Regions from separate parts of the Homo sapiens genome. Here region 2 is linked to region 1. Evidence: chromatin loops called from intact Hi-C (ENCODE). Cell type or tissue: PC-3. All regions are shown on one strand. Each heading gives the region's core, and the rest is flanking DNA. Links, peaks and the distances in the headings are about the cores only.

What was found. A loop is a pair of places that touch in the nucleus more often than their neighbours do. Peaks named below come from ENCODE experiments on the same cell type or tissue, not always from the same donor. Only the 100,000 strongest peaks of a DNase experiment are listed, where the experiment ranks them.
Region 2: it touches region 1 in a loop (3-fold over the local background); 3 of 110 quality-filtered maps call a loop at or near these places.

The regions. Positions count from the first base shown.
Region 1 is chr5:21,648,040-21,652,447 of GRCh38, forward strand. The region is part of intron 2 of LOC105374685 (a long non-coding RNA gene); the gene reads left to right. Among named protein-coding and RNA genes, the nearest start is that of SNORA105A, 230 kb to the right of the region's middle. In PC-3, for the core only: a CTCF peak has its summit at 600 (motif pointing right); a DNase peak (open chromatin) is centred at 2,142; H3K4me3 peaks cover 424 bases; H3K27ac peaks cover 453 bases.
Region 2 is chr5:21,790,443-21,794,850 of GRCh38, forward strand. The region is part of intron 10 of CDH12 (cadherin 12); the gene reads right to left. Among named protein-coding and RNA genes, the nearest start is that of SNORA105A, 92 kb to the right of the region's middle. In PC-3, for the core only: no CTCF peak of the experiment used is centred there; DNase peaks (open chromatin) are centred at 1,079, 2,479 and 3,239; H3K4me3 peaks cover 2,071 bases; H3K27ac peaks cover 3,008 bases.

The DNA.
Region 1 (4,408 bases), core at 227-4,226:
TAAAAATGAATTGATAAACCTGTAGGTGGGCTGATTAAGAGAAAAAGAGAAAAGACAAAAATTACCAGTATATTAATAATAAAAGAAGTTATATCACTATGTATCATTCCTATTTTAGATGGATAATAAAAATAACATGAACAACTTGATGCTAATACATTTGATAATTTAGTGAAATGAACACACAAATACTAAAAAAGCTCACTGAAAAAATAATATAAATATTCCTATATATGTTAAATAAATTGAATGTGTTGTTTAAAAAAATCTTCTTATAAAGGAAACGCCTGGTCCAGAAGGAAGTATTTTTTCTGAAAAGTAACGGGGAATGCTTGAGGATAGTCTTATGTTCATTGTCTTAGCAATCAGATGATTACAGTATAAACACACAAACTAATAAGTACTCCTCACATTGAATTATATATAGCAGTGAGAATGAATGATGTACATAGCATGCAAGAATAGGGAGGAACCTTCCAATTATAATGTTGAGCAAAAGAAGACAGACACTTGCTATCTGATTCTACGTATATAAAGTAAAACAGTAAATACAACTACTTTTGCAGTTTAAAAGTCAGGATAATTGTTACCCATCATTAGTCTGGTAGTGACCACAAGGGGGTATTGAATTGTTGGCAATGTTCATCTTTTTCCCATAATGTCCATTACATGAAGTGTTCATCAATTTATTACAATTAGTTGAAAAAATCAGTTAAGACATTTGCACTTTCCTATACATGTTATAGTTTGATAAAAAAGTTTTAAAAATAGAATAATGATACCTGTTTTATTAAAAGACTGCTCCAGTAAACCACCTGCTGTTGATCTTACTTTCTAATACATTTCTAATACATCTTTCTAATACATTTCTAAATATATCTGTGCCTTTATTAGTAAGACTTGCTTCATTGGGTAGAAGAACAAATGAACAAATATTTCTAAAAAAAAAAGGTTAATGTTTTTCTTAAACATAAACACATCCTTAGATATATATTTACAAATAGGCTAGGACATCATTAGGTTTCCTATTTTCCACCACATGAATCATTTTTACATGTAAGTCACAATTGATTAGATAATGCTCCCATTGTTGCAAAAGTTTTTACTTGTTCATAAATTTTCCATTAACTAACATAGCACATTGCAACTTTTAGGACAATAAAAAAGAGTTAACATAAGCTGAAAAACACGTAGTTTAGACTGAAGTAACTAAATAAGTGCAAATACATTTCTGATAGTCTTATGAAAATCAATTTATTATTGCCCTGATTGAAAAAAAATCTCTTCAAGATATTAAACACAAGCAAATATAAAATACATGACATGTGATTAGCTCAGTTCATATTTCTCTACCAGAAAAGTAAGCTGAAACTTATTGCTGAATAGTGCTTATTTTCTTTTATTTTGAGGGAGAAACTTACAGTTTTATACAGGTGCTTTTATCCAATATTTCACTTATTTTTCCCTTGAAACTTTACAATTTGTAATTCTGGGTTAATAATTCACTGGAAACAAAGTTTGGAAGTAGATGAGGTATAAATAATAAATGAATGGGTCTTAGTTGATAAAATATTAATATATTGGTCAAAAGTAGATAATGATTAATTTTTCAGCCCAAATTTCAACATTCCTGTCAGGTGAGAAATTTATAGGATGAGAAAACAATGATGTACTGTAACCTGCCATGAACTATTTTTATTCAATCACAACCTGGACTGGAGAAAGAGTAGTTAATTATCCCCACCTTGGTGGAAATAAATAATGGAAAAACATGTTGCTGAAAAACAGTAGATGTCTTTAAATCATTAATGAATGGGAGAGTTTGCAATAGAACACTTCAATTTGGGTGAACCTCTATTCTGAAATGCCAAATCTCTTTTATCCAGACATTAAATGTATTACTTTAGGAATTCCTTCCTTCGTGGATATTTTGGTCCAGGGTAGAAATCTTAAATTATTGATTAGATTACCACTAGGCTGTCATTTACAATAGTATCAGCTACAGATAAACTATCGTGCTGCAGTGGGAGAGCTTCAAATCTCATCTTTAATGCTATCAGAACAGAGTGCACCTAGGAATCTCTCTACACTCAACCTCAAAGATTTATGAGCTTCCAACCCAAATACAGCATTGTATTTCGAGTATCTTGGGAAATGAATCAGACAGTCAACATCGTTTATTTGAACTGGCATTGGCATTTATCCACAAGTGAATAATAAGACCCCCTAAGGTGAAGATAGCAAGGAGCAGTCATTTTAAATTTTAAAACATGAGTATTGGTCTAACACCAGGGGAAAAAAGTAAAAATTTTTTAAATTAAACAAATTTTAAACTTTTGCAATAAACAAATATATGTTTGTTGTCTTCTAATGTTTGTGTACATTTCATAAATCCATGTCATGCAAAGTAGTAATCTTCATTTTAATGTCATCGCTTTTGGTTTTATTTGATCATACCTTCTTAGATATAATGAAGTTCTAATCACCTAAAGGCAAGTTGTCCACAGTGAGTAAAAATGCTGAGGAATAAACATAATGAAAAGTAGGTTTTACTCTGATATTGATATCCCCCAGGATTTTCAATATTGATATTGAAAATGTGTTAAATATAAAACTAAATAATAAACCCAAATAAACTGGATACCATCAACTAATTTAAAAATATTTAAACTATGACATTAACTCAAAGAATTAGCTTTTCTCTTTTCTTTACCTTCCTTCTCTCCTTCTTTCCTTCCCTCCTTCATTCTTTCTCTTCCTCTCTCCCTCCATCTCTCCCTCCTTCCCTCGCTTCCTTCCTCCTTTTGACCTTCCTTCCTTCCCTCCCTCCCTCCCTCCCTCCTTTCTTTCTTTCTTTCTTTCTCTTTCTTTTCTTTTCTTTTCTTTTCTTTTCTTTTCTTTCTTTCTTTCTTTCTTTCTTTCTTTCTTTCTTTCTTTCTTTCTTTCTTTTCTTTCTTCCTTCCTTCCTTCCTTCCTTCCTTCCTTCCTTCCTTCCTTCCTTTCTTTCTTTCCTCTTCCTAGTACAAGTTAGGATTAGAATTCAGAATATCTGATGAGCTGTGGAAAAAAATTATTCTGGTACTGAAAAAAAATGCCATTTGTAAATACATAATAAAGCATTGAAATATAGAATTAAAAAAAGAATAATGATCAATTAATATGATTTTAGAAAACAAACTTTTCTAGTAAATTGATAAGGTAAAGATAAAAATCATAATTCAGTTAAAGCTTAATAATAGCATGTATGTTCTTAACCTACCATCACTTACATTTTTAGTTAAGTGAAATGTGGTTAGCTACATGTTAAGTATGAGATTGGTGGCTCCATCATGTACAATACATATGAGTCCCAGAACTATCACATTGATAAATAAAACTGTAAATCTACCACTTTCTTTCCTCAAAGTAATTCCCAGGGTAAAAATAATTTTTTTTTTTTTTTTTTTTTTTTTTTTTTTTTTGAGACGGAGTCTCGCTCTGTCGCCCAGGCTGGAGTGCAGTGGCGGGATCTCGGCTCACTGCAAGCTCCGCCTCCTGGGTTCACGCCATTCTCCTGCCTCAGCCTCCCAAGTAGCTGGGACTACAGGCGCCCTCCACCACGCCTGGCTAATTTTTTGTATTTTTAGTAGAGACGGGGTTTCACCGTTTTAGCCGGGATGGTCTCGATCTCCTGACCTCGTGATCCGCCCGCCTCGGCCTCCCAAAGTGCTGGGATTACAGGCGTGAGCCACCGCGCCCGGCCGAAAATAATTTTTTTTAATTAAACTTCATGGCTGTAAGAATACAAGGGCATTTAAAAATAAATAACCTCACAGTATGATGTTTTTCAAAAAATGAAAATTAAAAAACTGTAAGCACTAATTAATGTAAACATTGATAAACTTTATTACATAACAATGTTGACAACTAGATGATGATGTCAAAGTGTAAAACCAACCAGAACAACTACTGCAGTTTTTAGAAGTCTTTAAATTGTAAATGCAAATGATAAGTCTAGGAAAGTAACTGAACCCAAAATGACAGACTAGGTTCTAATTTCTAGAAAATATAAATGAATGGGCTAAAAAAAAGTGGTCCAATTTTTTCAATATTGAGAAAATATCTTGAAAAAAATCTCTCTTGCAAACACACACACACACGAATATACAAGTGATTATAAAACAAATGAGAACATAGTCACCAAAAATTAAATCTATGGAAATGCAGAAAACAATAATAGAATGCTATTTTGGCTCATCATATTAGTTACATTTAATTAAAAATGTTTAATAATTCACCTTGGTGAAAACACAGCAAAAATGTGCATAGCTATTAGTCTATCATTGTTTATAACAGAAACACACATACTACCAAATTTTAACAACAAAAATGAACATAAAGAGAAGAACAATGATACAAATTGTGATGC
Region 2 (4,408 bases), core at 83-4,082, 140 kb after region 1:
TACATAGATTAACCACCACTGAGATGCAATGAAATGTAGCATGAAGCACAGTAATTTTTTTGTATAGAGAGAATTAGGGTGATATACATTTTATTCACTTACCTTGTGCAATTAGTTTAGGGATCTTTCATTCCAATATCTATTCTCCTTATGTTCTATAAAATTTGGAAAATAATACCTCCCTAATAGTGTAACCATGAGTGTTGTTATAAAAATGAAATAAGATAAAGTATATGTTGCATAGGGATAGAGTCATGTGTATCAGCGTGTGAGTGTATGTGTATGTCCTTTTCCCCCTTTCTCCCTCTCCTTTCATACTATTTTGTATTACTTCCCAGATAAAAACTCTTCCTTACCCACACATTTTCTTATCTGGCATCAAGTCGTGGCACACATAACCTTCAACTTTCTAGTACTTGAACTATGAAGCTCCCACACAAACTCGTACAGTACAAACCATAAACACAAATATCCAGGCTCTATTTCACACAATGGTGCTTCTGTTTGACTGTCATTCGCTACTTTCTGGTATCTATTTTTTATCTCTGTCACCTTGTGAGACTTAGCAAGCTCCTTTCTCTGCATGATACCCTCCAACAAAGCTTTATATCTTCTGGAATATAGCTGACACCCATTTGAACAGTTCCTACTCAGCTAAGCATCTTCAACATCTTCTCATAGTTAGCCAGGTCTCAGACTACAGGCCTAATACTAGCTCCTGGCATCTTCCCAGTGCTCTGTCTATATGTGACTGACTAAAACCTGTGCCTGACTAAAGCACAAATATTTTCTATTGTGATATTTTATCCAGTATAGCAACTGAGAGACATTTATAAGAAAAGACCATCAATGAACTTGCAATGAAACCATTCCTACATTTTCTGGACAATTTTGGAAAAGATATGGCCCAGTTCTTAAAGGCATAGAAATTTTGAGGAGTTACAGCCTCACAGAGTGAAACATCGTGTTTCTGCTGTTGGGTTGCAACAGTCTACTTACAATCTAAGGATAAAATATTATTGGAATTGCAACTAATCACAACAGTATAACATGAACTGTGTAATTTGGCCTAACAGATGAGTTTCAATGAGCAAAATATTTAAACAGAAAGTATGTTTGACTCATCTCATACTTATTTGGTGAGTAGATGGGATTTAAGTGAAAAAACGATTATATGATTATAATCTGTATATAATAAAATAAACCTAATTTCATACAATTATGTACAGTGATTGTTGCTAAAAAAAAAAAAGGTTTTAACATTTGAATAGAAATCAGAAATTAAAACATTAACCTAGTCTGCGCAGGCCATTTGAGAGAGTATGGTTTTATTCCTATACTGTAAATTAGTTTTCAGAAACGCCTTTAAAATTTTTATTCTATTTATTAGGTAAGCATTTCCCTTAAAATTGTACTTTTCAATTTGCTTAATAATTTTCTCACCATCAATGGAAACGCTAACTTTGACCCTGCCCCAGTTCTCAACTACATGTGTAAAAGGAACTTGATGGTACCAAATTCCTCTGAAAGTACTACACCTCATTGTTTAAACAATAAAAATCTGCTAATAATGACACAGGTCAAAGTAGAAAATGTTATTTTGTTAAGATAATGATAGTAGATCAAACTGTCTTTACTCTTATCTCTTCTTAGTTGCCAATGTTTTTGTTTTGCCTTTTGGAAGACAATTAAAGAAAGTAAATTCAGTTCAATTCATTTTAACAAACACTTTACTGAGTACCTAAGCCACCTGCAACAATATGTCAATTGTAATTTCTCCATCAGCAATCACAAATAAATCCCGCTATGTTCCTCTCAAACTTTTTAAACCACCAGTTCCTACTTTCCTATCAATTTCTCTTTTTTCTTATCTTCCTCCTCATTTTTACTTTCCCCTTACTAGACTTAAAAGTTGTATCTTAAATGGTTTAGATGGTTTCTATTGCTTGTTTTAAATGTTTGATGAGAAACTATTTACAAAAGTATATCATTTAATAAAAGTAAGTCTTCTGTCTTTAAATTTCCCATTTGTACACATGCAATATGATTAAAATAGATCTCTAAAGAAGAAGAAATATACCATAATCTACATAATGTTGAAATTATAATTGTTGTATTTGTATTTTCCTCCAAGTTGCTTAAGCTTTCCTCTGCCCTTTTTTTTTTTTTTTTTTTTCTTGGAACAGTCATACACGGTTTCTTACGGAACTGGAAGTTAACTTCAAAACTCTCTTCTCCTCTGCCATTCTGTTGGTTATCTGACCACTGTATTTTGTCTTTAACTCAGAGCAAAAATAACTTTATCTTTGACAAGAACTTCTTCTGCCCCCAAAGCTTTACACCTGTCCTTTAGTTTACTCTGCGGACACCTTGAAGCAGCTTGCTCTAATAGAAAGAAAATGAGGTTTAGACAAATAATGATTAAGTCCAGGCTCTGTACTTAACAGCTTTAAACATCCTGAGTCTCAGTTTTATCAGATATTAAAAAATGCAGACTGTAATACCTGACTAAATAAGTAAAGAATGTGTGCAGTAAACGTTGATATCTGATATCTTCTGCTTAGAAGTATCTTTGACTCTAGGGACTTCAGAAGTCCCTTATTTTGGACTTGGTTGTCAGATCATTTCAATTTTTTTTCCTCCCATTCATGTCACAGAACTTTCCTAATTTCCTCAGAAATCAAAGGCACCTTTTTGCTTTGCTCATGTTCTCCCCATTAAGACTTGCTGAATCCCTCTAGACAGCATCTATTTCTTCCTTCTTACAAAACTGTACCATTTTTTAAACTTTACTTACTACCTATTTGAATTGGTGTTAACAGTTTCTCTCAAATGAGAATAGCAAACAAACTATTTTGTTTTGTTCATTATACAGGGAGTTTTTTTCAAGTATGAAGAGTTCCTTACTGAATATATTGCTCTATTCATAATACAGTGCACTTATATGTGTAAATTGAATTATTTTATCTGACTTTTCTTATTGATAATGTCCTGGTCATATTTCAAACATGGAATACCTTAATTTACATTTTTGAATATTCAAACGTATTTATTCTGAAGTCCTTTTGAGAGAGCTTCATTATAACTATTTTGTTGAACTAAGTCCAGTGCCTGTTATTCCAAGTCACCACTGGATTTATTTACTCTTATTAGGTCATGGCCAAATGGCTCTGAAGAATGGTGCCATTTTATGTAGAGCTGCTTACCATTTGAAACCTAAATATAGACATCATATTTGAAAGAAAGGTTTTATTTTCCTCCTTTTCCTTCTACCTAAGCTTGCATTTCCTGCTTGTGATTAGTCTACTGTTTAGCTAATTTGCGCTCTGAAAGTTACTCATATTCCCTTAACTGAATGCTCTGGAACAGCTTATGAAATGATTCATTTCTCTTGTGTCCTTTTGATCACTGATTATTACAGTATTTTTCAAGAAGAGCATTTTCTATTTATTGTTTATATATTTAAAATAACTATTTTAATATATAAATATTATTATTATATAGTTGGGACTATACTGAATAAGGTTTCATATACTTTGTGCAAAATTAATTTAAAAATTTTTCTTGATGTAGAAGATATATTCTAGTGTATAATGCAATGTACTAATAAAATATAGCATGTATATGTATGTGGATATGTGCATGTGAGTTTTTTCAAATCGAATATAGGTAGATCTATATCTAGATGTGTAAATATAATGTCTTTTTTTCTTAAGGGCTCATACACCTGGGTGTTCTGGCATGAACTTTATGGGGATTAACCTCTGTTGGCAAATTGTAGTCCAGTTGATCTCTATTTTCTTAGCAAATTTTTTCTTCTTCTCTTTCTTGTTTGCTTTTTTTTGTTTTTCATTTAGTAAAATGATTTTTCAGTTTCTTTGCTTCTATAAATGGAGTTAATACAAGCTAAATACCATCAGCACATTTGCAAAGAGACTTCATGCAAAAACCAACTTCAGAGAAATAATTCTCTTGCGGGTCCTAAACACGCAGTATACCACAGTTGTGAAAAAGATGAGTAGGGCAAAATCCCCAGAGATTAACACATTCAGCTACTCCTGCAGTTTCTAAATTCTACATCTCCTTTTATTGGTTTGTTTGTTTCTGAGTTTCTTTGAGGTATTCCATATCAAACCTTCTGTTTTTCTTTTATGTCCATCAATTTGTACAAAATATCTATTTTTTTCATTTAATATGTTTTGCATTGTTTCTGTATATTTGTTTCCTGTATACAGTCAAATGATCTAAGAATTTATAATATATTTTTTAGAGGTACTTTGAGTCCTAGCTATTGTTAAAAGCTAGCAGTTGCCTTCACTTAGAATTAGTAAAGTAATTCATGAAGAATAGTTTTGTTATAGAAACTAACACACTATTTTTTCTTAATGTGAACTTTAAAATGTTTTTT